Linked DNA regions of Homo sapiens: region 2 is linked to region 1. A link is a loop called in an ENCODE intact Hi-C map of the cell type or tissue named here. Cell type or tissue: IMR-90. All regions are shown on one strand. Links, peaks and the distances in the headings refer to the core of each region. The heading gives the core; the rest is flanking DNA.

Evidence for each region. Peaks named below come from ENCODE experiments on the same cell type or tissue, not always from the same donor. Only the 100,000 strongest peaks of a DNase experiment are listed, where the experiment ranks them.
Region 2: a loop joins it to region 1, with 5 times the contacts of the local background. A loop is called at or near these places in 2 of 110 quality-filtered maps.

What each region holds. Positions count from the first base shown.
Region 1 is chr19:9,786,577-9,802,674 of GRCh38, reverse strand. It overlaps LOC100505555 (a long non-coding RNA gene), which reads left to right and starts at 9,495. Exons shown (of 2, transcript NR_148545.1): 1 at 9,495-9,741; 2 at 14,865-15,269. LOC124904635 (a long non-coding RNA gene) reads right to left here and starts at 9,613. Exons shown (of 3, transcript XR_007067134.1): 1 at 9,522-9,613; 2 at 9,027-9,283; 3 at 259-753. RefSeq lists silencers at 6,213-6,402, 9,987-10,136, 10,477-10,846 and enhancers at 9,102-9,602, 9,603-10,103. In IMR-90, for the core only: a CTCF peak has its summit at 12,359 (motif pointing right); a DNase peak (open chromatin) is centred at 12,364; H3K4me3 peaks cover 341 bases; H3K27ac peaks cover 1,082 bases.
Region 2 is chr19:9,392,453-9,408,550 of GRCh38, reverse strand. LOC112268250 (a long non-coding RNA gene) reads left to right here and starts at 1,491. Exons shown (of 3, transcript XR_002958434.2): 1 at 1,491-1,701. In IMR-90, for the core only: no CTCF peak of the experiment used is centred there; a DNase peak (open chromatin) is centred at 1,400; H3K4me3 peaks cover 1,429 bases; H3K27ac peaks cover 658 bases.

The DNA of each region.
Region 1 (16,098 bases), core at 10,835-13,334:
CGGCTCACTGCAACCTCCACCTCCCGGGTTCAAGCGATTCTCCTGGCTCAGCCACCAGAATAGCTGGGATTACAGGCGCCCGCCACCATGCCCGGCTAATTTTTTTTTTTTTTTTTTTCGGAGACGCAGTCTCGCTCTGTCGCCCAGGCTGGAGTGCAGTGGCACGACCTCAGCTCACTGTAACCTGCGCCTACCGGGTTCCAGCAATTCTCCTGCCGCAGCCTCCTGAGTAGCTAGGATTACAGGTGTGTGCCACCACGACCGGCTAATTTTTGTATTTCTAGTAGAGACGGGGTTTCGTCATGTTGGCCAGGCGGGAGACCCAAGTTCTTATTTCCAGAGGAAGCCTCCAGGTACTAGACTTCAGAGAGAATAGGTTGTAAAATGTTTATCCGACAGACCTGGGGGCGTGGCTTCCAATGAAGACCAGCCCCAGAAGGCCGGGCTGGGAGACTGCGAAGTCGGAGGGGTTGAGGGGACTTCAGGCAGAGTGGGTGGAGCAAAGGAGAGGGCTCAGGCTTGGGGGCGGGACTTGGGTGGGTCCTCCATTCTGGTTGGCCAAGCCTCTATGTCCCAAATAAAAGTCTCTACCTTCCCGAGAACTTATTACAATAGAACACCAGATTTCCAGAGGTATCTGCCAGTCCACAGAGTGAATCACGTTTCCATTCATCCCGTTTCTTCTATAGGCCCTTGAAGAGAGTTTTAACATTTTCTTCTTAAATCGGTTGTATCTTTCGGTGAGGTTAACTCCTAGAGATTACATATAAATACATTTAGGTTTTTTGCTCTTTTTTCCAACCGATGGTTATTGAGGAGTTCTGAGAGATGAGAAATGTGCTGATTTAAATCACAAATGTAGGCCAGACGCAGTCGCTCACACCTGTAATCCTGGCACTTTGGGAGGTTGAGGCAGGGTCCTTTGAGCCCAGGAGTTCTAGACCAGCCTGGGCAACATGGGGAGACCCTGTCTCTATGAAACATTAAAATTAAAATTAAAAAAAGAAAAATAAATAGCCCGGGCGCGATGGCTCAAGCCTGTAATCCCAGCACTTTGGGAGGCCGAGGCGGGTGGATCACCTGAGGTCAGGAGCTCGAGACCAGCCTGAACAATATTGTGAAACCCGCTTATACTAAAAATACAAAAAATTAGTTGGGCGTGGTGGCGGGCGCCTGTAATCCCAACTACTTGGGAGGCTGAGGCACCAGAATAGCTTGAATCCGGGAGGCGGAGGTTGCAGTGAGCCGAGATGGTGCCATTGCACTCCAGCCTGGGCGACAAGAGCAAAACTCTGTCTCAAACGAAACAAAACAAACCAAAAACCCAATAAAATACAAAAATTAGCTGCGCGTGGTGGTGCACACCTGTAATCCCAGCTACTCGGGAGGCTGAGGCAGGAGAATCGCTTCAACCTGGGAGGCGGAGGTTGCAGTGAGCCGAGATGGCGCCACTGCACTCCAGCCTGGGTGACAGACTGAGACTCCTTCTCTATATAAAAAAAAAAAGAAATAGAAAAAAGAAAAATGAATAGGCCGGGCACGGTGGCTCACGCCTGTAATCCCAGCACTTTGGGAGGCCGAGGCGGACGGATCACTTGATGTCAAGGGTTCGAGACCAGCCTGGCTAACACGGTGAAACCTCGTTTCTACTAAAAATACAAAAAGTTATCCGGGCATAGTGGTGCGTGCTTGTAATCCCAGCTAGTCGGGAGGCTGTGGCAGGAGAATTGCTTGAACTCGGAAGGCGGAGTTTGCAGTGAATCAAGATCACACCACTGCACTCCAGCCTGGGTAACAGAGGGAGACTCCGTCTCTTAAAAAAAAAAAAAGGAAAATAAATAAATAAAGTAGATCACAGATATAAAATAGTGTCCAGATGAAACAATAGATGCCCAACATCCTGGAATGGGACATCAATTAAAATAATAAAAATAGAAAAGAACAAGAGATGCCCAGCAAATAGTTATTTTCACTTTCCCCCTAACGAAGGGTGAAGAGGTCTACAAATGTTCGCTGTTTCTCTTAATTCCTGTGTTTTGAGAATTAAGGATTTATAAGGCAAACCAAGTGATGCGCTGTTGTCTTCTGGAGACCTATGGTATTACATTTCATCTCAAGCAGGTGCTTTTTGAAACTTACCTTTAAACCTTCCTTCCCTATTGGAAAGTTATCACTTGAAAAAGCATTTTCATCATACCTGTAATCCCAGCACTTTGGGAGGCTGAGGTGGACGGATAACCTGAAGTCAGGAGTTCCAGACCAGCCTGGCAAACATGGTCAAACCTCGTCTCTACTAAAAGTACGAAAATTGGCTGGGCACAGTGGCTCACACCTATAATCCTAGCACTTTGGGAGGCTGAGGCAGGTGGATCACCTGAGGTCAGGAGTTCAAGACCAGCCTGGTCAACATGATAAAACCCCATCTTGGCCGGGTGCAGTGACTCACGCCTGTAATCCCAGCACTTTGGGAGGCCAAGGTGCTCGGATCACGAGGTCAGGAGATTGAGACCATCCTGGCTAACACAGTGAAATCCCGTCTGTACTAAAAATACAAAAAAATTACCTGGGCGTGGTGGCGGGCGCCTGTAGTCCCAGCTACTCAGGAAGCTGAGGCAGGAGAGTGGTGTGAACCTGGGAGGCGGAGCTTGCAGTGAGCCGAGATCGCGCCACTGCACTCCAGCCTGGGCGACAAAGTGAAACTCCATCTCAAAAAAAAAAAAAAAAAAAAAAAAAAGAAACCCCATCTCTACTAAAAATACAAAAAATTTGCCAGGTGTGTTGGTGGGCCCCTGTAATCCCAGCTACTTGGGAGGCTGAGGCAGGAGAATCGCCTGAACCCAGGAGGCAGAGGTTGCAGTGAGCCGAGATAGTGCCATTGCACTCCAGCCTGGGCAACAAGAGCAAAACTCAATCTCAAAAAAAAAAAAAGTACAAAAATTAGCTGGTGTGGTGGTGCTCGCCTGTAATCTCAGCTATTCCTGTGGCTGAGGCATAAGAATTGCTTGAACTCACGAGGGTTCAAGTTGCAGTGATCTGAGATCGTGCCACTGCACTCCAGTCTGGGCAACAGAGCAAGGGGCCAGCAAAAAAAAAAAAAAAAAAAAAAAAAAGCCTTTTCCAAGCTGGGATGGGGATGGAACAACAGTTTGACAGATGAGAAAACTGGGACTCAGAGTCATCTACACACAGTATTTCCACTTCATCTCCAGGAAATGACTGAAGGAATTTAGGGGATGTCTGTCAATTTCTGAGGAAAGACAGAACAGCAAGTGCAAGGGCCCTGAGGCAGGAAGGCAGGACAATGCTTCTGTAACAGCAGAAGCCCTGTGTCTGAAATGGTTTAAGTGAGTTGGGTAGGATGGAGACTAGCAGGAAGGAAGTCAATTATCAGTCAGATCATATGGGGCCATGAGAACAACTAAACATTTTGGGTTTTACTATGAGTGCAATGCAAAGTCATAGAAGGGTCTGAGCTACTGGAGCAATATTATCTGATATATATTTTAAGAATATCTGTCTGTCATTTGTACAACTCTTGGGAATCAAAGGTAGAATCAGGGAGCGTAATTGGAAAGTTAAGGCAATAATCCCGATGAGAAGAAAGTGGTTTGGAAAGTTGGTAGCAGGGGAGAACAGAGGGGTTGTGGCATGGTCTGAGGCTAAAGTGAAGGTAGATCCAAGAGCTATCTGCTGATGGATTTTCTTTCTTTTTTTTTCCTTTTTTTTAGAGACAGTCTCACTCTGTCACCCAGACTGGTGTGCAATGGCACAATCATAGCTCACCGCAGCATGGAACTCCTGGACTCAGGTGATTCTTCCACCTCAGCCTCCTCAGTAGCTGGGACTACAGGCGCCCACCACCACAGTCAGCTATTTTTTTTTCTTTTTGTAGAGATGGGATGTCACTATGTTGCCCAAGCTTGGCTCTAACTCCTGGCCTCAATCGATCCTCCTGCCGTGGGCTCCCAAAGTGTGGGATTATAGGCATGAGTTACCAAGCTTGTAACCGCCTAACTGCCTAGAGCTGATTTACCAATACAGGAAATTGCAATAAAGAAAGAGTTTCATTCATGCAGAGCCAGCTAGCCGTACAGGAGACCAAAATTTTACTATTATTCAGATCAGTCTCCCTGAAAACTCTGGGATCAGGGGGTTTGTTTGTTTGTTTTGAGACAGAGTTTCGCTCTTGTCACCCAAGCTAGAGTGTAATGGCGCCACCTCAGCTCACTGTAACCTCTTCCTCCTGGGTTTAAGAGATTCTCCTGCCTCAGCCTCCCGAGTAGCTGGGATTACAGGTGGCCGCCACCACGCCTGGCTAATTTTTCTATTTGTTTTTTTTAGTAGAGACGGGGTTTCACCATGTTGGCCAGGCTGGTCTTGAACTCCTGACCTCAGGTGATCCACCTGCCTTGGCCTCCCAATGTGCTGGGATTACAGGCGTGATCCACCGCACCTGGCCTGAGATCGTGGTTTTTAAGGATAATTTGAGATAATTTTAAGGATAATAGGGGGTCTGAAAGTGGGAAGTGCTGATTGGTTGAGTCTGAGATGAAATCACAGGGAGTGGAACCTGTCCTGTTGCTCTGAGTCAGTTCCTGGGTGGGAACCACAAGACCAGATGAGCCGGTTTATCCATCTAGGTGGCCTCAACTTGTGCACTGAAACACAGGGTCTGCAAAATATCTCAAGCACTGATTCTAGGTTTTACGATAGTGATTTTATCCCCAGGAGCAATTTGGGGAGGTCCAGAATATTGCACCCACCAGCTGCATGACTCCTAAACCATAATTCCTTATCTGTGGCTAATGTGTTAGTCCTGCAAAGGCAGTCTAGTCTCCAGGGAAAAGGAGGTTTGTTTTGGGAAAGCATTATTGTTGTTTTTGTTTCAAAGTTAAACTATAAACTAAGTTCATCCCAAACTTAGTTTGGCCTATGTCCAGGAATGAACAAGGACAGTGTGGAGGTTAGAAGCAAGATGCAGTTAGTTTGGTCAGATCTCTTTCCCTGTAATCAGTTTCTCAGTTATAATTTTTGCAAAGGTGGTTTCAAGCCCAGTACCCAGGGCTCGTAAGAAAGACATTCAGCTAGGCGCGGTGGCTCACGCCTGTAATCCCAGCACTTTGGGAGACCGAGGCGGGTGGATCACGAGGTGAGCAGATCGAGACCATCCTGGCTAACACAGTGAAACCCCGTCTCTACTAAAAACAAAACACAAAAGATTAGCTGGGCGTGGTGGCAGGTGCATGTAGTCCCAGCTACTCGGGAGGCTCAGGCAGGAGAATCGCTTGAACCTGGGAGGCGGAGGTTGCAGTGAGCCGATATCGCGCCACTGCACTCCAGCCTGGGTGACAGAGTGAGACTCCGTCTCAAAAAAAAAAAAAAAAAGACATTCAGGTCGTGCGCGGTGGCTCACCCCTGTAATCCCAGCACTTTGGGAGGCTGAGACGGGCAGATCACATGAGGTCAGGAGTTTGAGACCAGCCTGGCCAACATGGTGAAACTCCATCTCTACTAAAAATAAAAAATTAGCCAGGTGTGGTGGCATGCACCTGTAATCCCAGCTACTCGGGAGGCTGAGGAAGGAGAATCACTTGAACCCGGAGGTGGAGGTTGCAGTGAGCCGAGATCGCGCCACTGCACTCCAGCCTGGGCAACAGAGTGAGACTCAGCTTCAAAAAAAAAAAAAAAAAAAAGAAAGAAAAAAGAAAGACATTCAATTAAGCTTCTTCCTTTTCCCACAGACTCTAGAGTTTAACGTCTTCAGTGGGAATCAGCATGGACGTTCAGAACAGTCCCTCCTTAAACACAAAGACATTTCCTACCTCATACCTCATAATCACATGATAGAAGGGGTGAGAAAGTCTCCACGGCCAATCCCATACAGGGGTGTTCAAGAATACAGTTATGGGTTGTTAGTTTTTGTTTCTGGTTGGGCCTGCAAAGCCTCTTCCTCATCCCTCTTTTCCACTTATCACTAGAAACAGAAACTAAAAACCATGGCTTCAGGCTGCTACAAGTCTAAAACAAAACAAAACAAGACAACAACAACAAAATAAGGCGACTTGGACAAACTTGCTAGTAAATCCATTAACGAAGGCCCCGCCCTCATGATCTAATCACCTCCCTAAGGCCTCATATCCTAATTTCATCACTTCTGCGGTTAGGATTTAAGCATTTGGCTTTGCGGAGTGGTGGTGTGGAGGCAGGACACACACAACATACAACCTTCAGACCATAGTGAGGTAGGAGACTGGGTAGGACTTACTTTGTTTCCTGGTCCCAACAGGATAAAGTGAAGAAGCCACCGGGAACCAGCAGATGGCACCAAAAGCCATCTCTAGTTGCTCTCCTTGCTTGTTAGGGTAAGACACTCCTACCAGAGCCATGACAGTTGATAAGTACCATGGCAACAACATGAAAGTTACCATTCACTTCCACAACAATCACCTGGAAGTTATAGCCTCCTTTCTAGAAAGTTCTGCATGGCACACCCCTTAATTTGCATGTAATTAAAAGTGAGTATAACTATAGCTAGCCAACAGCACAAAATGCTGATTCTGGGCACACTGCATAGGTTTTAGCTGTACTCTGGAAAAAGCAACTCTGAGTGAATGAAAGATCCTTGTGTAGCACCACCAGTTGAATTCTTTCCTGGGTGAATCCCCAATGATGGCACTTACCTGCATCAGTAGCACACTTCTATTTCCTTAGGCACCTGCTTATAAGCTAAAACTGCCTGCTTGCCAAAAGGATATAAGAATTTTTATTTTTCATTTGGATAAAGGCAATTAGTTAACACAAATGGCCACCCCAATTACCAAACTTAGGATGAACTTCAACAACATTGTTAACACAGTCATTGTGTTGTGAATTCTTTTTTTTTTTTTTTTTTTTTTTTTTTTTGAGACAGAGTCTTGCTCTGTTGCCCAGGCTGGAGTGCACTGGCGAGATCTCGGCTCACTGCAACCTCCACCTCCTGGGTTCAAGCGATTCTCCTGCCTTAGTCTCCCAAGTAGCTGGGACTCAACACACCCAGCTAATTCTTTTGTATTTTTAATAGACACAGGGTTTCACCATGTAGCCAGGCTGGTCCTGACCTCCTGAATTCAGGTGATCCATCCACCTCAGCCTCCCAAAGTGCTGGGATTACAGGCATGAAAACCAGCACACCTGGCCCACCTGTGCACTGTTAGTGAGACTATAAAACGGTGCAGCAGCTATGAAAACCAGTATGGCAGTGGTTCAAAAAATTAAAATTGGTATTATCACATGGTCTAGCAATCCCACTTCTGGGTATATATCTAAAAGAATGGAAAACAGGCTCTCAAAAAGATATTTGACCACCCACGTTTATAGCAGCATTATTCATAATGGCCAAGAACACACCTCATTCATAAGGGTGTATTTTGGGGCTTTCTATTCTATTTATTGGTTTAATTTATTTACCACTACACCAATATTACTGTCTTTTTTTTTGCGACGGAGTCTCGCTCTGTCGCCCAGGCTGGAGTGCAGTGGCACGATCTCTGCTCACTGCAAGCTCCACCTCCCGGGTTCATGCCATTCTCCTGCCTCAGCCTCCTGAGTAGCTGGGACCACAGGTGCCTGCCACCACGCCCGGCTATTTTTTGTATTTTTAGTAGAGACGGGGTTTCACCGTGTCAGCCAGGATGGTCTCGATCTCCTGACCTGGTGAACCGCCCGCCTCGGCCTCCCAAAGTGTTGGGATTACAGGCGTAAGCCACCGTGCCCGACCCTGTCTTTCTATTTCTTAATGTCTGTAGGGTAAGTGCCAACAGTTCTTCAGGAGTATTTTGTACCTCCACATACATACATTTTATTATAAGTAGATCAGGTTCCTCATCAAACATGTTATTTTGACTGAAAACTTGTTAACTTTCTATATTAAGTAAGAAGAATTCAAGTCTTTATATTGAAACTTCTAATCCATCAACAAGGAAGGTCTATCCATTGATCTAGGTCATCTTTGATTTCTTTCAATAGTAGTTTACAAATTTCTCGGAAGAGATATTGCATACTTTTTTGTTGTATTTATTTCTACTTATTTTATTGCTGTTGTAATATTGCTGTTAAAAGAGACAAGTCGGCCGGGTGCGGTGCCTCACGCCTGTAATCCCAGCACTTTGGGATGCCGAGGCCAGCGGAATACCTGAGGTCAGGAGTTCCAGACCGGCCTTGCCAACGTGGCGAAGCCCCGTCTCTACTAAAAACATACAAAAATTAGCTGGGCGTGGTGGCATGCGCCTGTAATCCCAGCTACTCAGGGGCCTGAGGCAGGAGAATCGCTTGAACCAGGGAGGTGGAGGTTGCAGCAAGCCAAGATCAAGCCACTGCATTCCAGCCTGGGCGACAGAGCAAGACTCCGTCAAAAAAAAAAAAAAAAAAAAAAAAAGAGAGAGACAAGACAATTATCTTTGCATATTGAGTTTTTAGCCACTATTCTTGCTAACCCGCACATTATGTGTAACAATTTAGATTCTTTTGGATCTCCCACTTAGACAATTATGTTGTCTGTAAATAATGGCAGAAAAGAAATGTAGATAATGTTTCTTCCAATTTCTTTTTCAGACAGGGCCTTCCTCTGTCGCCCCAGCTGGAGTGCAATGTTGCCATCTCAGCTCACTACAACCTCTGCCTCCGGGCTCAAGTGATCCTCCTGTGTCAGTCTCCGAAGTAGCTGGGACTATAGACATGCATCACCATGCCTGGCTAATTTTTGTATTTTTTAAAATTGAGACAGGGTTTTGCCATCTTGCCCAGGCTGGTCTCAAACTCCTGAACTCAAAGCGATCTTCCTTCCAAAGTGTTAGGATCTCAGGCGTGAGCCGCGCGTGGCCGTAACTACAATGCTTGATAGAATTCGTGAGAGTGGGCATCGTTGCTGTACTCCTGAGCTTAGAACAGTTTTCAGTATTTCACTACAATGTTAGCTGTAGATTTTTTTACATGCTCTTTATCAGTTTGTTGAGAGATGTTGAGAATGGGCCCGGTGCGGTGGTTCATACCTGCAATCTCAGCTCTTTGGGACGCCAAAGAGGGAAGATCGCTTGAGCTCAGGAGTTCGCGACCAGCCTGGGCAATATAGTGTGACCTCCCATCTCCACGAAAAATTTAAAAATTAGCCTGCTGTGGTGTCACGAGCCTGTAGTTCCAGCTACTGTTGAATTTGAGGGAAGATCGCTTGAGCCCAGGGATTGGAGGTTTCCGTGAGCCGTGATCGAGCCACTGCACTCCAGCCTGTGCGACAGAGGAAGACCCTGACCTATAAAAACGCAAACAAAGTAGTGAAGAGAGATGTATCAGTTATCTACTGCCGTATAACAAACCACCAGGAAACAGCGCATCCTCGTACAAGCCGCATGAATGCAGAGGAAAGCGAGCAGAGGCATTTCGAGGTCCCGCCCAACAGACTCCCTCCATCGTGGTCCCGCCCCCACCCCAAGCCGCCGCCGGGTTCTGCCCCCACGGTGCCCAGTGAAGCCGGAGGGACGGGGTCCAACCGTTGTCGGCTGCGCGGAAACTGGGACTTCTCCCCAGGGTCGTGGAGGACGCGGCCGCCGACCCTCCCACCGCCTCACGCCTCGGAGACCGGGTCCAGAGCCCTCAGCCGCTTCCGAGCCCCGAGAGGGGAATCAGAAGTGCGCGTGATCAGAGCGGCACCCCCTTCCCAGGAACCGCAGCTGAACCAACGGTTTCCCCTGCACCAGCCTTTGCGACCAGGTGGGGCTTCAGGTGCGGCTTCGCCACGTGGAGGCAGGAAGACCCGGGCAGGGACTCGGTGAGGGGGAGACGGGGGTGGGGTCTTGGTGACCGAGAGACGGGGGCGGAGACTTGGTGAGGGGAGACGGAGGCGGGGACTCGGTGAGAGGATTGACGGGGGCGGGGACTCGGTGAGGGAGAGACAGGGGCGGGAATCGGTGAGGGGAGACGGAGGCGGGGAATCGGTGAGGGGAGAGACGGGGGCGGGGACTCGGTGACGGGGAGACGGGGGCGGGAATCGGTGAGGGGACGACGGGGGCGGGGACTCGGTGAGGGAAGAGAAGAGGGCGGGACTCGGTGAGGGGGAGACGGGGGCGGGGACTTGGTGAGCGGACGACGGGGGCGGGGACTCGGTGAGGGGAGAGAAGAGGGACTAGGTGAGGGGGAGACAGGGACTCGATGACAGACAGGGCAGGGTCTCGGTGAGGGGAACCGGGGGCCGGGGACTTCGTAAGGGAGAGACAGGGGTGGGGATTAGGTGATGGGGAGACTGGGACGAGAACTCGGTGAGGGAGAGACGGGGGGCGGGGACTCGGTGAGGGGCTGTCAGAGGCGGGACCTCAGTGAGGGGAGAGAAGAGGGCGGGATCTCAGTGAAGGGAGAGAAGAGGGCGGGGACTCGATGAGGGGGAGACGGGGCCGGGGACTCGATGACGGGAAGGGTAGGGGACTCGATGAAGGAGAGACGGTGGCGGGGACTCGATGAGGGAGAGGCGGGGGCGGGGTCTCGGTGAGGGGAGAGACAGGGATGGGAACTCGGTGAGGGGGAGGCGGGGGCGGGGACTCGGTGAGGGAGAGGCGGGGGTGGAGACTTGATGAAGGATAGACGGGGCGGGTACTCGATGAGGGGGAGTCGGGGGCGGGGTCTCCGTGAGGGGAGAGACGAGGGCGGGGTCTCAGTAAGGGAGAGGCAGGGATGGGGACTCAGTGAGGGGGAGGCGGGGGCGGGGACTCGGTGAGGGCGAGGCGGGGCGGAGACTCGATGACGGAGGACGGGGGCGGAGACTCGATGAGGGCGAGACGGGGGCGGGGTCTCAGTGGGGGAGAGACAGGGATGGGGACTCGGTGAGGGCGAGGCGGGGGCGGGGACTTGGTGAGGGCGAGATGGGGGAGCGGTCTCGGTGACGGGGAGACGGGGTAAGGTCTCTGTGAGCGTAGATGGGGCTGGTGTCTCAGTGAAGGCGCAATGGGGGCGGGGATTCAGTGAAGGCGGAGACCGAGGTGGAGTCTCCCTGAGTGTGGAGATGAAGGTAGAGACTCCGTGTAGGATAGGAGGACCGGGACTCAGTGATGCGGGAGTCTGTGGGCGGAGGATTACCCAGGTGCCCAGGCAAGAGACTGAAGGCACAAACTGTTTCAGTATAATAAAGAAAACAGTTAGAATAAGAATAGTTATAAATTAGATATAGAGATGATCATGGACATTATCAATCATTAGTATGAACATTATTAATCATTAGCTTTTAATATTACTCTTTGTTGTATTACTAACATAACCAAGGAATAACGGGCGGGTGTAGGATCAGGTGCTGAAGGGACATTGTGAGAAGTGACCAAGAAAGCAAGAGGTGAGCCCTCTGTCAGGCCCGCATAAGGGCCGCTTGAGGGCTCCTTGGTCAAGCGGTAATGCCAGTGCCTGGGAAGGCACCCGTTACTTAGCAGACCATGAAAGGGAGTCTCCCTTTCCTTGGAGGAGTCAGGGAACACTCTGCTCCACCAGCTTCTTGTGGGAGGTTGGATATTATCCAGGCCTGCCCGCAGCCATCCGGAGGCATAAACCCCTCCCTGTGGTGCTGTGCTTCAGTGGTCACTTTTCTTGTCCACTTTCATATTCCTCCGGTACTCCTGGTTCCTCTTTGAATTTCTTAGAAGATAGTGGTAGAAGAAATAGTGAAAGTCTTAAAGTCTTTTATCTTTCTGATAAGTGCGTAAAAGAAAACACTGGGCCGGGCGCAGTGGCTCATGCCTGTAATCCCAGCACTTTGGGAGGCCGAGGCGGGTGGATCACGAGGTCAGGACTTCAAGACCAGCCTGGCCAAGAAGGTGAAACCCCATCTCCACTAAAAATACAAAAAATTAGCTGGGTGCAGTGGCAGGCGCCTGTAATCCCAGCTACTTGGGAGGCTGAGGCAGGAGAATCGCTTGAACTCGGAGGGCGGAGGTTGCAGTGAGCTGAGATCGGGCCATTGCACTACAGCCTGGTGACAGAGTGAGACTCTGTCTCGGGGGAAAAAAAAAAAAAAAAAAAGAAAATGCTGATGTATGCTGTCTTCCCTCTCTTCTTCAGCTACCTATAAGGGAAGGGCCCCCTGTCCTATGATCACGTGACTTGCTTGACCTTATCAATCACTTGGATGACTCACCCTCCTTACCCTGCCCCCTTGTCTTATATACAATAAATATCAGTGCATCCGCCATTTGGGGCCACTACTGGTCTCTGCGTCTTGGTGGCAGTGGTCCTCAGGGCCCAGCTGTCTTCTCTTTATCTCTTTGTCTTGTGTCTTTATTTCTTATGATCTCTCATCTCCACACATGGGGAGAACACCCGCAAAGCCCTGTAGGGCTGGACTCTACCAGGAGATGGAGCCCGGGACTCAGTTGTGGGGAAAAGAAAGAGAGATCAGATTGTTACTATGTCTATGTAGAAAAGGAAGACATAAATTCCACTTTGATCTGTATTAAGAAACATTGTTTTGCTTTGAGATGCTGTGAGTCTTAACTTTAGCCCCAACCCTGTGCTCACAGAAACATGTGCTGTATTGAATCAAAGTTTAATGGACTTAGGGCTGTGCAGGATGCCTTGTTAACAGTATGTTTGCAGGCAGTATGCTTGGTAAAAGTCATCGCCATTCTCCATTCTCGATTAACCAGGGACACAATGCACTGCGGAAAGCCGCAGGGACCTCTGCCCAAGAAAGCTCTGAGATGGCCTGAGATATGGCCTCATGGGAAAGGAAAGACCTTACCATCCCCCAGCCTGACACCCCTAAAGGGTCTGTGCTGAGGAGGAGTAGTGAAAGAGGGAGGCCTCTTTGCAGTTGAGATAAGAGGAAGGCTTCTCTCTCCTGCTCCTTCCTGGGAATGGAATGTCTCCGTGTAAACTGACCATTCCCATTCGTTCAATTCTGAGATAGGAGAAAACTGCCCTGTGACTAGAGGCGGGATATGCTGGCAGCAATACTGCTCTGTTACTCTTTGCTACACTGAGATGTTTGTGTAAAGTGAAACTTAAATCAGGCCTACGTGCACATCCAGGCACAGTACCTTTCCTTGAACTTATTCGTGATACAGATTCCTTTGCTCACATGTTTCCCTGCTGACCTTCTCCCCACCTGTTGCCCTGCTACACTCCCCTCACTAAGATAGTAAAAATAATGATCAGTAAATACCGAGGAAACTCAGAGACAGCCAGCGGTGCAGGTCCCCTGGGCCCACTGTTCTTTCTCCATACTTTGTCTCTGTGTCTTATTTCTTTTCTCAGCCTCTCATCCCACCTGACGAGAAATACCCAGAGGTGTGGAGGGGGAGGCCCCCTTCACTCGGTGAGGGGACAGACAGAGGTTAGATCTCGGTGAGGGGTGGGCAGAGCAGAGTCATCGAGGGGACAGACGGAGGCAGGGTCTTGGTGATGGAGAGATGGGGGCGGGTTCTCAGAGAAGGATGAGCGCGGGTTCTCGATGAGGTGAGAGACGGGGGCGGGGTCTCAGTGAGGGAGAGATGAGGGCCAGATATTGTGAGGCTGCATATTGCAATGATGCATATTTCCCAGTCTCACTGACTTCTTATGTTTAGGTCAGTATATGAAAAAATCTACATGGGCCTGGACTTTATTTTTTTCTTTCCTTTTTTTTTTTTCAGACGGAGTCTTTTTTCTTATTCTTAAAAAAACAAAAATTCTTAGCTGGGTGCGGTGGCTCATGCCTGTAATACCAGCACTTTGGGAGGCCGAGGTGGGCGGATCACCTGAGGGTGGGAGTTCAAGACTAGCCTGGCCAACATGGAGAAACCCCGTCTCTACTGAAAATACAAAATTAGCCAAGTGTGGTGACACATGTCAGTAATCCCAGCTTCTCGGGCGGCTGAGGAAGGAAAATCGCTTGAACATGGGAGGCGGAGGTTGCAGTGAGCCAAGATCACACCATTGCTCTCCAGCCTGGGCAAGAAGAGTGAAACTCTGTCTCAAAAAAAAAAAAAAATCTTAAAAAAAAATCACCATTATCGAGCTGGATGCAGTGGCTCACTCCTGTAATCCCAGCACTTTGTGAGGCCGAGGCGGGCGGATCGCTTGAGCTCAGAAGTTCCAGACTAGCCTGGGCAACATGGTGAAACCCCGTCTCTACCAAAAATACAAAAATTAGCCGGGCATGGTGGTGTGCAACTGTAGTTCCAGCTACTTGGGGGGCTGAGGTGGGAGGATCCTCTGAGCCCAGGAAGTCGAAGCTGCATTGAGCCATGATCACGTCACTGCACTCCAGCTTGGGTGACAAAGCTAGATCTTGTGTCAAAAACAAAACAAAACAAAGCACCATTATGTCATCATTTTTTATCCAAAAACATAAATTTTGAAGGCCTGGCACAGTGACTCATACCTGTACTCCCAGCACTGGGAGGCTGCAGCAGGACGATAACTTGAGCCCAGGAGTTTGAGGCTGTAGTGAGTTGTGATCGCACCACTGCACTCCAGCCTGGGTGACAGAGTGAGACACTGTCTCAAAAAAACAAACAAAAAACAAACTGATGGTCAGGCGAGGTGGCTCACACCTGTAATCCCAGCGCTCTGGGAGGCTGAGGCCGACGGATCATGAGGTCAGGAGATGGAGAACATGCTGGCCAACATGGTAAAACCTGGTCTCTACTAAAAATACAAAAAATTATCTGGTCGTGGTGGCACGCGCCTGTAGTCCCAGCTATTTGGGAGGCTGAGGCAGGAGAATTGCTTGAACCTGGGAGTCGGTTGCAGTGAGCCGAGATCGCGCCACTGCACTCCAGCCTGGCGACAGAGCAAGACTCTGTCTCAAAAACAAAAAACAAAAAACAAAAACAAAAACAAAAACCTGATTTACTTCTTTTCCCAATTCATTTCAGACCAGAAGACCATGTAGCACCAAAAAGATAGCTGCAAAGCGGAATAAAGTTGGGGAAAACAATCTGCTGGCCGGAAGAGAGTAAGATGCAGGAGGATGATTGCCGGTTCTCCGCAGCACGAGTCAGGGAGGCCATGAGATGGAAGAGCCACCCCACAATGGGAAGAACCTGGAGACAAGGTTCTCCTTGTCTATGCCCAAGAGAAGCCACCCTTCAGGAGAGAGTTTCTGAGTTTCATGAACTTGGGGAACATTCTAAACCTATTCAAAATATGCTTACTCACAGAGAGGTCTCACAAGTAGGCACGTCGTCCATAAATGAGACTCGCATGTTGAATATTTACACAGAATTCAGTTTTTGTTTAGATGACTATCAGAATAAAATATCTGTGTATGAAAAGCCTTATGAATGTCATGACTATAATGGAACCTATGGCAAAGCATTCATCGTACTCAATTTGAAGGAATTCAGACAAGGCAGAAGCAGTCTAGGTGCTCTGAAAATGGCAGCAATTTTTTTTTTTTTTTTGCGACAGAGTCTCGCGTCTTGCTCTGTCACCCAGGCTGGGTTGCAGTGGCATGATCTCGGCTCCTGCAATCTTCTCCTCCCGGGTTCAGGCGATTCTCCCACATCAGCCTCCCAAGTAGCTGGGATTACAGGCATATACCACCACGCCCGGCTAATCTTTGCATTTTTAGTAGAGATGAGTTTTCACCATGTTGGCCATGCTGGTCTCAAACTCCTGACCACAACTGATCCGCCCACTTCGGCCTCCAAATGTGCTGGGATTATAGGCATGAGCCACCACACCCAACCTAAATGGCAGCAGCTTCTAATGTAGCAATGCACTTGCTTGCTTGTCAAGACAGACTTTCCATGGGGGAGAATCCCTATGAGTGCAATAAGAGTGACAAAGTCTTCAGTTGATTAGTTATCCCTTAATTGACAGGCATCGACTCAACGTGGTGAGAAGCCACATGTACATAATCCATGTGGAAAAACCAGGCCTGGAGCGGTGGCTCACGTCTGTAATCCCAACACTTTGAAGACTGATTACAAACTGGGAGGTTGAGGTAGGAGAATCCCTTGAGCCCAGGAGTTCAAGACCAACCTGGGCAATATAGTGCAACCGCTATCTCCACAAAAAATTAGCCTGCTGTGGTGTCACGAGCCTGTAGTCCCACCTACTAGAGGAATTGAGGCCGGAGGGTCACTTTAGCCCAGGGGTTGGAGG
Region 2 (16,098 bases), core at 246-2,745, 380 kb after region 1:
GATTACAGGCATCTCCCACCATGCCCAGCTAATTTTTATATTTTTTGTAGAGACGGGGTTTCACCATGTTGGCCACACTGGTCTTGAACTCCTGACCTCAGGTGATCCACTCACCTTGGCCTCCCAGAGTGCTGGGATTACAGGCCTGAGCCAACATGTCCGGCCCGAGATAGCCACTCTCTAGGAGAGCTGGTGGAGGATGTTAAGTTCAAGTGTGTCAAGTGAGACACAATGAGAAAGTGAAACCAAAATCAATGAAAGGAAAAAGTTTATTATAGATTCCAGAGAAGTTAGGGGTGCTGAATAATGGCCCACAGGAAGTCCAGAGACAGTATGGTGCTCAACCTGTGGGTAGGTTACTGGAGAGATGAAGAGACAGAGAGGGCCTGTGGGACTGTGCCTTTTAAGGACCATGGGTTTGTCCTTCAGTCTTTCTTCACGTGACTGTCGATTGGCTAGGGAAAAAAATGAAGGGGGGAATTTATTTACATGACTGTGGTGTTGGTCATTAGCTTTTATAGGAGTCAGCAGCTGTGAGATGAGGAACACGTGGGTTATATCAGGAAACAACCGCACAGGGAGAGGAAGTTTGTCAGACCTAAAAGCGTAGCAGCTTTATATTAAACAAATTATGACCTATGGCAATTCTACATTTATTCCCTATCACTTTTTTATGTTTTTAGGAGACAGGGGTCTGCCCAGGCTGGTCTCTAACTCCTGGGCTCAAGCAATCCTCCCATCTGGGTCTCCCAAAGTGCTGGGATTGCAGACGTGAATAAAACACCCGCCCCAAATCACTTTTAAATCCTACCACGTCTTGGCAGGTGTTTTATTCACACGGATATTTAGAAAATGCCAAAAAGGGTTTGTGTGTGTGTATGTGTGTGATATAAAGGTTCTGGTTTGGTTGTCAAAAATATAGGAAGAACTACAGTACACAGGGCTTTAAATTCCAAAGTTTTTCTTTGCTTGTAGACTGATATTTATCATAGTCCCTGGAGGAGGGTGTAAGGCCTCCAGCGACCCAGGATCCAGTTTCAGAGACTTCTTCATTAGGTTAGTGAATGTGGCCAAGTTACACCGCCCGTCCATGCCTCTGTTTTCCATCCATAAAGAGGGCAACATAAAAACGCTCTTGAAGGAGAAGAAGGGGAACCCCTCCCACGGCTCCAGGAGACCCCTGTGCAGATTTCACCTGGGGTCTGCATGGCCTGAAGGGTGGCTCTCCCACAGGCAATCCCGCCTCCAGGGCATCGCCCCGCCCCATTGTCTCCGTCTTGGTATCGCCCCGCCCCTTCTGCCTTTCCCGGGGGACGCTGGGATCTCTCTACTAGCTTTGGAAAGTCGCGGCTGTAGCGCCCTTCTAACGTCACCACGCGGCTCTCGTGGCTCCTGTTTCTCAGCCCATTCCAGGTCACCTCCCCCCCCTCCCCCGTTGCCCTCATGCCTGGAAACGGAAGTGCGCTCCCGGAAACGGAAGTGAATGCCGTACTCCGCGTGCAGGCCCGCCTCCTTCCACATCAACCAGTCTAAGGTTGCTCCCACCAGACTAGGAGGACTGGAGAGTAGGGTTGGGGTCAAAGGGTAGCCTCCTGCAGGTCGCCTCCTCCTGTGGCTTTCCCGGACGTCGCGCTGGGACTTCCTGCCGACACCGCACTTCTTCCCAGACTCCCACCTGCGCCGCTGGGGGCTTGGGTCCAGGTAAAAGGCGGGTCGGGAGTGCGGGCAGCGAGCTTCGGTGGGGCCTTTTCGTCCGCGGTCTCCCCTTTCCCAAGCCTCTTCATCAGCCTTTGCAGACTTTCTGCAGAAGGAAGAAAATCTCTTGCTGGAGTCGTGGTTGTTTTGTCCCCAGCAGCTTCACCGACCAGGGGATTCCAGCCAGTTTGGGTGAACACTGGGTGAATTTGTTCTTTTGGGGGATGTTCTTTATATTTGGTAAATTATGTACAGGTGGAGAAATTAGAAACTCATTGTTAGGGAGTACGGGCATCTGACACAATTAAATGCATGGGTGAATGAATGCATGTAAATGCAAATTTTACTGTCACGGAAAATCAGCTCGGTATTCAGCTCAGAACCCTGTAAATCTCTAAGCTTCAAAATACAAGCATCTCCAGAGAAAAAAAGAGAACATGCAGGCTTGTTTTTGTATCACAAATGGGAATTGAGTTGACCATAAACAGCAAGAGCCTTTTCCAAGTGGATTTTCCTTACCTTGTTAATTTGGAAATTTTCAAACTGAAGAAAATGTCAAAGTCTGGTACAACAAACCACCATTGCCCTAGATTCACTAAGTAATTAATCTCTTGTCATTTCCTTTTTTTGAGACAGTCTCACTCTATTGCCCAGGCTGGAGTGCAACAGCACGATCTCCGCTCATTGCAACCTCCACCTCCCAGGTTCAAGTGATTCTCTTGCCACAGCCTCCCAAGTAGCTGGGATGACAGGCGCAGACCACCACACCCAGCTAATTTTTGTATTTTTAGTAGAGACGGGGTTTCACCATGTTGGCCAGGCTTAACTCCTGACCTCGTGATCTGCCCTCCTGGGCCTCCCAAAGTGCTGGGATTACAAGCACGAGCCACCGCGCCTTGCACATACGAAGGTTTATAAGCTAAAAGTAAGTTGACGGTGAGGTAGGAGGCGGGACTAGACTCTGGAGTCTAGTGGGCTTGGACACCCCACCAAATTGAAGACTAGCTAAAACAGGTCTGTGCCACATGAATATTTTTTTTTGGTGTCTCCACTATTGAGTAGGTTCTCAGGTGGTCAGGGCCTCTGAGGTCTCCCTTTGGGCAATGCTGCTTACCCCCTTCCTTTCCTCCCTTCCACAGTTACCATTTGTTTAGCTCCTCTCTGCCCAGCCCTCTGGAATTTAGGTTCAACATCCAACTGTCCATTTTTAGCTCCTAATCCACTTTTATAACACCCTGCTATTTATATTTACACCTTTCTGGAAGGTGGGAATTTAAAAGGGAAAATTAACTAGACATTTGCTAAACTTAGGCTGAAACCCCCTGTAGCGATCCTTAGTCGACCTGGGGACAACAGCAAGCATCCCAGAGGACTTGGCACTGGAGTGTCTTTTACGCTATTGGAGCAAGTTCAAATTCGTCTTAAGAAGAGACTCATTTTTTGTTGCAGCACTGTTTGGGTTCAATACAGATTAGAAAACTAACAGATTTGGCCTACATATGGTTCTATACATTATAATGATATTTACAATTAGACTTATTTTGTAAAAAGGAAAATGGGAAGACGTCCCTTATGTACAGGCTTTTATGGCTCTTTACAGGCTCATGTTAATTCCAGGGACCAGAATGCCATGCCTAAGGGATCCCCTCCTAGCTGCTCCCTTTAGAAGGCTTACGTTTTCCCCAGGGTCTCTTCAGTCCCCCAATTCTGAGGGGCTTCCTACCAGTTTTTCAATGAAGGAACCCACCCCAAGGTCATCACTCACGCCTCCCCCTTATGCAAACTAGCCCCTATCCCTCCCACTTCCCAAGAGAGTAAGCCCAACCAGTATCACCAGGAGTGGGGCCCCATATCGGCCCCTAAAGTGAAACCTGTGTGCATTGTGGGTGGTAGCTAGTGGAAGTAAGGGAACATGTGCCATTTTCTGTGTCTAATTTGGCTTTATGCAAGGAAAAAATTGGACAGTTTTTAGAGAATCAAGAAAAGTTTATAGAGAAGTTTGTTAAGTTAACCATGTTGTTTCATTTAACTTGTTATGACTCACAAATATTGTCATCCGCTTGTTGTGTTGTGGGGAAAAGAAGTGGAGAAAAAAGGTGTGGTATATACCTATATAAATCCTATTAATCCTATTTCTCTGGAAAACCCTCACTAATACAGGATTGGTTTTTGTTGTTGTTGTTGTTTGTTTGGTTTTTTTTTTTTAAAGAGATGGGGTTTTGCCATGTTGCTCAGGCTGGTCTCGAACTCCTGGACTCAAGTGACCCACCCACCTTGGCTTCTCAAAGTGCTGGGAGTACAGACATGAACCACCATGCTCGACCTTGTTGAAACTTTTTGCATCTGTATTTGTGAGCCATGGTGTTGGCCTGTAGTTCTCTGTTGTTTTAATGTCTTTCGTTTTGGTATTAGGGTGATGCTGGCCTCACAGAATGTTAGAAAGTATTCCCTCTGCTTTTTCTGGAAGAGATTGTAGAAAACTGGCATACTTTCTTACTTTCTTCCTTAAATGTTTGGTAGAATTCACTAGTGAACACATCTGGACTTGGTGCTTTTTGTTTTGGAATGTTATTATTCTTTTTCTTTATAGATACAGATCTATTTAGATTGTCTGTTTCTTCTTGTGTGAGTTTTGGCAGTGATATGGTTTGGCTGTGTCCCCACCCAAATCTCATCTTGAATTCCCACATGTTGTGGGAGGCACCCGGTGGGAGGTAATTGAATCATGGGGCAAGTCTTCCCCATCCTGTTATTGTGATAGTCAATAAGTCTCACTAGTTTTGACTGTCTTAAAAACGGGAATTTTTCTGCACAAGCTCTCTCTTTGCCTGCCAACATCCACGTAAGATGTGACTTGCTCCTCCCTGGCTTCCACCATGATTGTGAGGCCGCCCCAGCCACGTGGAACTGTGAGTCCAATTAAACCTTTTTCTTTTGTGAATTGCCCACTTTCGGGTATGTCTTTATAAGCAGCATGAAAACAGACTAATACAGGCATATTGTTTCTTTCACATCACTGATGTATTTCATCTAGGCTTTCAAATTTGTGGATGTAGAATTGTTCATGAAATTGCTTTATTATCCATTTCGTATTTGTTATTTTTATTTTTTATTATACTTTAAGTTTTAGGGTAGATGTGCACAACGTGCATGTTAGTTACATATGTATACATGTGCCATGTTGGTATGCTGCACCCATTAACTCGTCATTTAACATTAGGTATATCTCCTAATGCTATTCCTCCCCCTCACCCCACCCCACAACAGGCCCCGGTGTGTGATGTTCCCCTTCCTGTGTCCATGTGTTATCACTGTTCAATTCCCACCTATGAGTGAGAACATGTGGTGTTTGGTTTTTTGTCCTTGGGATAGTTTGCTGAGAATGATGGTTTCCAGCTTCATCCATGTCCCAACAAAGGACATGAACTCATCATTTTTTATGGCTGCATAGTATTCCATGGTATATATGTGCCATATTTTCTTAATCCAGTCTATCATTGATGGACGTTTGGGTTGGTTCCAAGTCTTTGCTATTGTGAATAGTGCTGCAATAAACGTACATGTGCATGTGTCTTTATAGCAGCATGATTTATAATCCTCTGGGTATATACCCAGTAATGGGATTGCTGGGTCAAATGGTATTTCTTGTTCTAGATCCCTGAGGAATCACCACACTGACTTCCACAATGGTTGAACTAGTTTACAGTTCCACCAACAGTGTAAAAGCGTTCCTATTTCTCCACATCCTCTCCAGCACCTGTTGTTTCCTGACTTTTTAATGATTGCCATTCTAACTGGTGTGAGATGGTATCTCACTGTGGTTTTGATTTGCATTTCTCTGATGGCCAATGATGATGAGCATTTTTTCATGTGTCTTTTGGCTGCATAAATGTCTTCTTTTGAGAAGTGTCTATTCATGTCCTTCGCTCACTTTTTGATGGGGTGGTTTTTTTCTTGTAAATTTGTTTGAGTTCATTGTAGATTCTGGATATTAGCCCTTTGTCAGATGAGTAGGTTGCAAACATTTTCTCCCATTCTGTAGGTTGCCTGTTCACTCTGATGGTAGTTTCTTTGGCTGTGCAGAAGCTCTTTAGTTTAATTAGATCCCATTTGTCAATTTTGGCTTTTGTTGCCATTGCTTTTGGTGTTTTAGACATGAAGTCCTTGCCCATGCCTATGTCCTGAATGGTAATGCCTAGGTTTTCTTCTAGGGTTTTTATGGTTTTAGGTCTAAGATTTAAGTCTTTAAGAGATCCAGTTTCAGCTTTCTACATATGGCTAGCCAGTTTTCCCAGCACCATTTATTAAATAGGGAATCCTTTCCCCATTGCTTGTTTTTGTCAGGTTTGTCAAAGATCAAATGGTTGTAGATATGTGGCATAATTTCTGAGGGCTCTGTTCTGTTCCATTGGTCTATATCTGTGTTTTGGTACCAGTACCATGCTGTTTTGGTTACTGTAGCCTTGTAGTATAGTTTGAAGTCAGGTAGCATGATGCCTCCAGCTTTGTTCTTTTGGCTTAGGATTGACTTGGCAATGTGGGCTCTTTTTTGGTTCCATATGAACTTTAAAGTAGTTTTTTCCAATTCTGTGAAGAAAGTCATTGGTAGCTTGATGGGGATGGCATTGAGTCTATAAATTACCTTGGGCAGTATGGCCATTTTCCCGATATTGATTCTTCCTACCCATGAGCATGGAATGTTCTTCCATTTGGTTGTATCCTCTTTTATTTCATTGAGCAGTGGTTTGTAGTTCTCCTTGAAGAGGTCCTTCATGTCCCTTGTAAGTTGGATTCTTAGGTATTTTATTGTCTTTGAAGCAATTGTTAATGGGAGTTCACTCATGATTTGGCTCTCTGTTTGTCTGTTATTGGTGTATAAGAATGCTTGTGATTTTTGCACATGATTTTGTATCCTGAGACTTTGCTGAAGTTGCCTATCAGCTTAAGGAGATTTTGGGCTGAGACGATGGGGTTTTCTAGATAAACAATCATGTCATCTGCAAACAGGGACAATTTGACTTCCTCTTTTACTAACTGAATACCCTTTATTTCCTTCTCCTGCCTGATTGCCCTGGCCAGAACTTCCAACACTATATTGAATAGGAGTGGTGAGAGAGGGCATCCCTGTTTTGTGCCAGTTTTCAAAGGGAATGCTTCCAGTTTTTGCCCATTCAGTATGATATTGGCTGTGGGTTTGTCATAGATAGCTCTTATTATTTTGAGATACTCTCATCAATACCTAATTTATTGAGAGTTTTTAGCATGAAGGGTTGTTGAATTTTGTCAAAGGCCTTTTCTGCATCTATTGAGATAATCATATGGTTTTTGTCGTTGGTTCTGTTTATATGCTGGATTACGTTTATTGATTTGCGTATGTTGAACCAGCCTTGCATCCCAGGGATGAAGCCCACTTGATCATGGTGGATAAGCTTTTTGATGTGCTGCTGGATTCGGTTTGCCAGTATTTTATTGAGGATTTTTGCATTGATGTTCATCAGGGATATTGGTCCAAAATTCTCTTTTTTTTATTGTGTCTCTGCCAGGCTTTGGTATCAGGATGATGCTGGCCTTATAAAATGAGTTAGGGAGGATTCCCTCTTTTTCTATTGATTGGAATAGTTTCAGAAGGAATGGTACCAGCTCCTCCTTGTACCTCTGGTAGAATTCGGCTGTGAATCCATCTGGTCCTGGACTTTTTTGGTTGGTAAGCTATTAGTTATTGCCTCAATTTCAGAGCGTGTTATTGGTCTATTCAGGGATTCAACTTCTTCCTGGTTTAGTCTTGGGAGGGTGTATGTGTCAAGGAATTTATCCATTTCTTCTAGGTTTTCTAGTTTATTTGCGTAGAGGTGTTTATTCTCTGATGGTTGTTTGTATTTCTGTGGTATCAGTGGTGATATCCCCTTTATCATTTTTTATTGCATCTATTTGATTCTTCTCTCTTTTCTTCTTTATTAGTCTTGCTAGTGGTCTATCAATTTTGTTGATCTTTTCAAAAAACCAGCTCCTGTATTCATTGATTTTTTGAAGGGTTTTTTGTGTCTCTATTTCCTTCAGTTCTGCTCTGATCTTAGTTATTTCTTGCCTTCTGCTAGCTTTTGAATGTGTTTGCTCTTGCTTTTCTATTTGTTTTAATTGTGATGTTAGGGTGTCAATTTTAGATCTTTCCTGCTTTCTCTTGTGGTCATTTAGTGCTATAAATTTCCCTCTATACACTGCTTTGAATGTGTCCCAGATTCTGGTATGTTGTGTCTTTGTTCTCATTGGTTTCAAAAAACATTTTTATTTCTGCCTTCATTTCGTTATGTACCCAGTAGTCATTCAGGAGCAGGTTGTTCAGTTTCCATGTAGTTGAGCGGTTTTGAGTGAGTTTCTTAATCGTGAGTTCTAGTTTGATTGCACTGTGGTCTGAGAGACAGTTTGTTATAATTTCTGTTCTTTTACATTTGCTGAGGAGTGCCTTACTTCCAACTATGTGGTCAATTTTGGAATAAGTGTGGTGTGGTGCTGAGAAGAATGTATATTCTGTTGATTTGGGGTGAAGAGTTCTGTAGATGTCTATTAGGTCCACTTGGTACAGAGCTGAGTTCAACTCCTGGATATCCTTGTTAACTTTCTGTCTTGTTGATCTGTCTAATGTTGACAGTGGGGTGTTAAAGTCTCCCATTATTATTGTGTGGGAGTCTAAGTCTCTTTCTAGGTGTCCAAGGACTTGCTTTATGAATCTGGGTGCTCCTGTATTGGGTGCATATATATTTAGGATAGTTAGCTCTTCTTGTTGAATTGATCCCTTTACCATTATGTAATGGCCTTCTTTGTCTCTTTTGATCTTTGTTGGTTTAAAGTCTGTTTTATCAGAGACTAGGATTGCAACCCCTGCCTTTTTTTGTTTTCCATTTGCTTGGCAGATCTTCCTCCATCCCTTTATTTTGAGTCTATGTGTGACTCTGCACGTGAGATGGGTTTCCTGAATACAGCACACTGATGGGTCTTGACTCTTTATCCAATTTGCCAGTCTGTGTCTTTTAATTGGAGCATTTAGCCCATTTACATTTAAGGTTAATATTGTTATGTGTGAATTTGATCCTGTCATTATGTTAGTTGGTTATTTTGCTCATTAGTTGATGCAGTTTCTTCCTAGTCTTGATGGTCTTTACAATTTGGCATGTTTTTGCAGTGGCTGGTACCGGTTGTTCCTTTCCATGTTTAGTCCTTCCTTCAGGAGCTCTTGTAGGGCAGGCCAGGTGGTGACAAAATCTCTCAGCATTTGCTTGTCTGTATTTTATTTCTCCTTCACTTATGAAGCTTAGTTTGGCTGGATATGAAATTCTGGTTGAAAATTCTTTTCTTTAAGAGTGTTGAATATTGGCCCCCACTGTCTTCTGGCTTGTAGAGTTTCTGCTGAGAGATCAGCTGTTAGTCTGATGGGCTTCCCTTTGTGGGTAGCCCGACCTTTCTCTCTGGGTGCCCTTAACATTTTTTCCTTCATTTCAACTTTGGTGAATCTGACAATTATGTGTCTTGGAGTTGCTCTTCTTGAGGAGTATCTTTGTGGCTTTCTCTGTATTTCCTGAATTTGAATGTTGGCCTGCCTTGCTAGATTGGGGAAGTTCTCCTGGATAATATCCTGCAGAGTGTTTTCCAACTTGGTTCCATTCTCCCTGTCACTTTCAGGTACACCAATCAGATGTAGATTTGGTCTTTTCATATAGTCCTATATTTCTTGGAGGCTTTGTTTCTTTTCATTCTTTTTTCTCTAAACTTCTCTTCTTGTTTCATTTCATTCATTTGATCTTCCATCACTGATACCCTTTCTTCCAGTTGATCGAATCGGCTACTGAGGCTTGTGCATTTGTCATGTAGTTGTTGTGCCTTGGTTTTCAGCTCCATCAGGTCCTTTAAGGACTTCTCTGCATTGGCTATTCTAGTTAGCCATTCTAATTTTTTTTCACGGTTTTTAACTTCTTTGCCATGGGTTCAAACTTCCTCCTTTAGCTTGGAGTAGTTTGATCATCTGAAGCCTTCTTCTGTCAACTCGTCAAAGTCATTTTCCGTCCAGCTTTGTTCCATTGCTGATGCGGAGCTGCGTTCCTTTGGAGGAGCAGAGGCGCTCTGATTTTTAGAGTTTCCAGTTTTTCTGCTCTGTTTTTTCCCCATCTTTGTGGTTTTATCTACCTTTGGTCTTTGATGATGGTGATGTACTGATAGGGTTTTGGTGTGGATGTCCTGTTTGTTAGTTTTCCTTCTAACAGTCAGGACCCTCAGCTGCAGGTCTGTTGGAGTTTGCTGGAGGTCCACTCCAAACCTGTTTGCCTGGGTATCAGCAGCAAAGGCTGCAGAACAGTGGATATTGGTGAACAGCAAATGTTCCTCTGGAAGTTTTGTCTCAGAGGAGTACCCAGCCATGTGAGGTGTCAGTCTCCCCCTACTGGGGGATGCCTCCCAGTTAGGCTACTCAGGGGTCAGGGACCCACTTGAGGAGGCAGTCTGTTCATTCTCAGATCTCCAGCTGCATGCTGAGAGAACCACTGCTCTCTTCAAAGCTGCAGACAGGGACATTTAAGTCTGCAGAGGATTCTGCTGCCTTTTGTTTGGCTGTGCCCTGCCCGCAGAGGTGGAGTCTACAGAGGCAGGCATGCATCCTTGAGCTGCGGTGGGCTCCACCCAGTTCAAGCTTTCCAGCCACTTTGTTTACCTGCTCAAGCCTCAGCAATGGCGGGCGCCCCTCCCCCAGCCTCACTGCCACTTTGCCGTTTGATCTCAGACTGTTGTGCTAGCAATGAGCAAGGCTCTATGGGCGTAGGACCCTCCGAGCCAGGCGTGGGATGTAATCTCCTGGTGTGCCGTTTGCTAAGACCATTTGAAAAGTGCAGTATTAGGGTGGGAGTGACCCGATTTTCCAGGTGCTGTCTCTCACCCCTTTCTTTGACTAGGAAAGGGAATTCCCTGACCCCTTGCGCTTCCCAGGTGAGGTGATGCCTCGCCCTGCTTCAGCTCACGCTCGGTGCGCTGCACCCACTTTCTGACACTCCCCAGTGAGATGAACCCGGTACCTAAGTTGGAAATGCAGAAATCACCCGTCTTCTGCATCACTCATGCTGGGAGCTGTAGACTGGAGCTGTTCCTATTTGGACATCTTGGCTCCGCCCCCCATTTCATATTTATGAGATCTGTAGTGATGTCCCTTCTTAATTTCTGCTATTAGTAATTTGTGTCTTCTCTGTTGTTTCTTTGTTAGCCTGATGAGAGGTTTATTTTATTCATCCTTTCAAAGAACCAGCTTTTGGTATTGTTGATTTTACTCTATTTTCTGTTTTCAATTTCACTGACTTTTGCTTGAGGTTTTTTGTTTGAGACAGTGTCTTGCTTTGTTGTCCAGGCAGGAGTGCAGTGGCATGATCATGGCTCACTGCAGCCTCAAACTCCTGGACTCAAGGGATGCTTCCACCTCAGTCACCCAAATAGAGGGGAGTACAGGCATGTGCCACCATGCCTGGCTTTTAAAATTTTTGTAGAAATGGAGTCTAGCTGTGTTGCCCAGGCTGGTCTCAAAACTCCTGGCCCTCAAGTGATCCTCCCACACTGGCCTCCAAAAGTGCTGAGATTACAGGCATAAGCCACCATGTCTGGCCTTGAATTTTTATTATTTCTTTTCTTCTGCTTACTTTGGATTTAATTTGCTTTTTTTTTTTTTTTTTAGTTTCCTAAGGTGGAAGCTTAGATGATTGGCACAGATCTTTTTTCTTTTCTAACCATTCAGTGTTATAAATTTCCCCCGAAGAACTGCTTTTGTTGCACCCCACAAATCTTGTTAAGTTGTATCTGTTGTCAGTGCAAATTTTTTAAACTTTTTTTGAGATTTCTTGTTTGACCTATTTATTTAGAAGTGTGCTGTTTGATCTTCAAGTATTTTGAGATTTTTTTAGCTGTCTTTGATTAGTTTCCAGTTTAATTCTGTTGTGATCTGAGAGCATACATTGTATGATTTCAGTTCTTTCATATTTGTTAAGAGGTGTTTCATGACCCGCAGTGTGGCCTGTCTTGATGAATATTCTATGTGAGCTTGAGAAGAATGTATAATCTGCTGGTTTTGGATGAAGTAATCTATATATGTTAATTATATCCAGTTGATTGATAATGCTGTTGAGTTTTACTACATTCTTACTGATTTTCTCCCTGCTGGATCTGTCCATTTGTGATAGAGGGGTATTTATTTTTAATTAATTTATTTTTTCATTTTTTTTTTTTTTTTTGAGATGGAGTCTTGCACTGTCACCTGGGCTGGAGTGCCATGGCGTGATCTCAGTTCACTGCACCCTTTGCCTCCTGGGTTCAAGCGATTCTCCTGCCTCGGCCTCCCAAGTAGCTGGGACTATAGGTGTGCACCACCACACTTGGCTAATTTTTACATATTTAGTAGAGACGAGGTTTCACCATATTGACCAGGCTGGTGTCAAACTCCTGACCTCGTGATCTAACCGCCTCGGCCTCCCAAAGTGTGCCACTGTGCCTGGCGATAAAGGGGTATTTAAATCTCCAGCTATAATAGTGGTTTTATCTATTTCTCCATGCAGTTCTACTAGCTTTTACCTCATTTTGATGCTCTGTCATGTGTACACACATTAAGGATTGTTATGACTTCTTGGAATATTGGTCTCTTTAAGTTATGCCCCTCTTTATCCCAGATAACTTTCCTTGATATGACGTGTGCTCTGGTCCAGGCACAGGGTCTCACATCTGTAATGCAGAACTTTGGGATGCTGAGGTGGAGGATCGCTTGAGGCTAGGAGTTTGACACCAGCCTGGGCAATGTAGCAAGACCCCACATCTGTAATTTAAAAAAGTTGAAGTCTGCTCTGTCTGAAATTAATATAGCTACTCCTGCTTTCTTTTGATTGTCATTAGCATGGTATATCTTTCTTCATTCATCTTTTAATCTATATGTGTCTGTTTAATTAAAGTGGGTTTCTTATAGACAATGAATAGCATTCCTTATAGCCCTCGTCATCTAACCTATTGACCACTGGCATATTACACACCTACACCCCATCACCAATCCTCAACCCCCATCACTGACCTTAACTAATGCACTTTCCATCCCTGGTAAATATTCTATGGGCGCCACAGTACTTACCTCTAAATTCCCAATGAGCAATCCCACGGACCTTCCATCAATGACTCCACAGTTCCCCAGTATGACTGACCATCTGAATCTCCACCAAGCCCCCTTGGGATCACATCGCTGACCCCCACATAGCCACACCATTGATTTCAGACTGCACATCCCTGACCCCGCTTCATATATATCACCGACCCCACAGAGCTGCAACATAGCACCAGAGATTCCTCCATTGATCTCTGTATAATCCCTATTACTGCTCCTAAGGAATCTCTATCACTAACCCCACAGTGTACATGTTACTGACCCCAGAGACTCCTAATCACTGTCCCTACAGACCTTCATCACTAACCTCACAAATCCTCACTGTATTGATGTGTTTTCATGCTGCTAATAAAGACATACCTGAGACTGGGTAATATACAAAGGAAAGAGGTTTAATTGACTCACAGTTCCACATGGCTGAGGAGGCCTTACAATCATGGCAGAAGGCGACTGAGGAGCAATGTCCTGGCAGTAGGCAAGAGATCTTGTGGAGGGGGACTTCCCTTTATAAGTCCATCATATCTTGACTTACTCACTACCGCAAGAACAGTATGGGGGAAACTGCCTGTAATTCAGTTATCTCCACCTGGCCCCACCCTTGACATGTGGGGATTATTACCATTCAAGGTGAGATTTGGGTGGGGACACAGCCAAACCATATCACTCACTAACCCCACTGACCCCTGTGGTCTCACAGTAGAGATGAATAGACCTCATCACTGATCATAAAGACCCACAACACAAACCACCAAAGACTCCCCATTATTTCTTTTCTTTTTGTTTTTAGACAGAGTCTTGCTCTGTCACCCAGGCTGGAGTGCAGTGGTGCGTGATCTCGGCTCACTGCAACCTCCGCTTCCTGGGTTCAAGCGATTCTCTTGCCTCAGCCTCCTGAGCAGCTGGGATTACAGGCACACACCACCACACCCGGCTAATTTTTGTATTTTTGTAGAGACAGGGTTTCACCATGTTGGCCAGGCTGGTCTCGAACTCCTGACCTCAAGTAATCCTCCCTCCTCAGCCTCCCAAAGTGCTAGGAGTACAGGTGTGAGCCACAGCGCCTGGCCACTCCCCATTATTTCTAATAGTGGTGTAAGCTGTTATCTCTTGGTTAAGATAGTGTCTGGCAAGTTTCTCCACTGTGCATTAATTTTTTTAATTTAATTTTTTGTTTTTCTTTAGACTGAAAAGTTGCAAAACTGCATTAATTAAAAGTAGGTTATACTTAAATGCTTTTAGGGGGCAATGTGTTAAGACTATGTAAATATCTTTTTCCTCTTAGAAACTCATCCACCAGTAATGATTCTTGTCTGGATTAATTATTATTATAATAGTTGCCAATTTTTTTTTTTTTTTTTTTTTTTGAGACAGAGTTTCGCTCTTGTTGCCCAGGCTGGAGTGCAATGGCATGATCTCGGCTCACTGCAACCTCCCCGGCTCCTGGGTTCAAGCGATTCTTCTGCCTCAGCTGGGATTACAGGCATGAGCCATTATGCCTGGCTAATTTTTAATTTTTTTAGTAGAGATGGGGTTTCTCCATGTTGGTCAGGCTGGTCTCCAACTCCCGACCTCAGGTGACCTGCCCACCTCAGCCTCCTGAAGTGTTAGGATTACAGACGTGAGCCACCACACCCGGCAATTTTTTTTTCTTTCCAACTGTCTGTGCCTTCCAGATTTCCCGTTTGTCGTACTGCTCTAGGTTAGAGATTTTTTTCCTCCCTATTTCTTTCTTCATTTATTTGTAGCAGTGTGAATTCATGGGTTCCCATATACTCATTACTTATTTTGCTCTAGTTGTCCCAGCTTTGGCCAGTGGAAGGCCCCTTGGCTGCCTCCTGTATCCCCTTGACATGACCCGTCATTCCATGAGAACTTTCCAGTCTTAAGATGTTCTAGGCTCATCTCATATTTTTCCTTCTCCAGCCCTGGAGTCAGCCTTTTCTCCAAAGAGCTCTAGTTCCTTTAAGAGGATAATGGTATTTAGAAACCAATTCTGGGCACTAAGTATTATCATTGCTACCTTGGATTCATTGCTTTCAGGGCCTCTCAGCAAACAGGAGTAGAGAATAAGTGTTTTTCTACCTAAACACATTTGTGGATATAAGTATACACATTTGAGTCCTATATTATATGTTAACAGGACTTTACACTAATATTTTCAATTAATCAGGACAGGTATTATTCTCACCTTCCCCTTTCCTGTTTGTAACTCTTTTCTCAGTGAGAAGGCTAGCTTCCATTATCCTCATTGGCTTTTAAACCCTCATTTGCATCTGTGTTACCCAAAAGCTTGGCTGTGGACATGCTGGCCCCTGCAGTCCCCCACACCTCAGGGGTACCTTCCAAAAGGACACTCTGCTGAAAAGGAAGAGAAAGGGGGAAGGAGGAAAGGCCAAAGATTGGTTTTGTTGTGAAACCTTTCCACATTCATTGTAGAAACACTGGTAAAATACCTGAGAGCAAAGAGGATATTAAATTGGATACATTTCAATCTCCAGAAAACTTTTCTTCTTAAAAAAGTTTTTTTTTATATACAAATGGAGTATTACTACGTTACTGAGGCTGGTCTCGAACTCCTGGGCTCAAGCAATCCTCTTGCCTTGGCCTTTTAAAGTGCTGGGACTGCAGGTGTGAGCCAGCATGCCTGGCCTCCGGAAAACTTTTCAGATGAAATAACTAAATTTAAAGCAATGGATCTAATTGTTAACATAATGTATAATGGCCAAAAAGTCTGAAACTTCAGGGTAGTAGTGTATTCATTATACTTTTTTTAGATTAACAGTTGGACCCCCTGATGCTAATTTGGAGGTGCTTCACCTATAAAGATAGGTCATGGTTGAAAAAAAACCAAATTGAACATATACTTTGAAAATGTATGCGTGTGTGTATGTATATATATATTTACTTTTTAGACAGAGTCTGTTTCCCAGACTGGAGTGCAGTAGTGCAACTTGGCTCACTTCAACCTCCGCCTCCTGGGTTCAAGCGATTCTCATGCCTCAGCATCCTGAGTAGCTGGGACTACAGGTGCATACCACCATGCCCAGCTAATTTTTGTATTTTTAGTAGAGACGGGATTTCATCATGTTGGCCAGGCAGGCCTCGAACTCTTGACCTCAAGTGATCCGCCTGCCTCAGCCTCCCAAAATGTTGGGATTACAGACGTGAGCCACTGCGCCCTGCCAGAAAAAGTAATTAACATATATTTATAGAAACTATAGTTCCTGACTTTTCATACA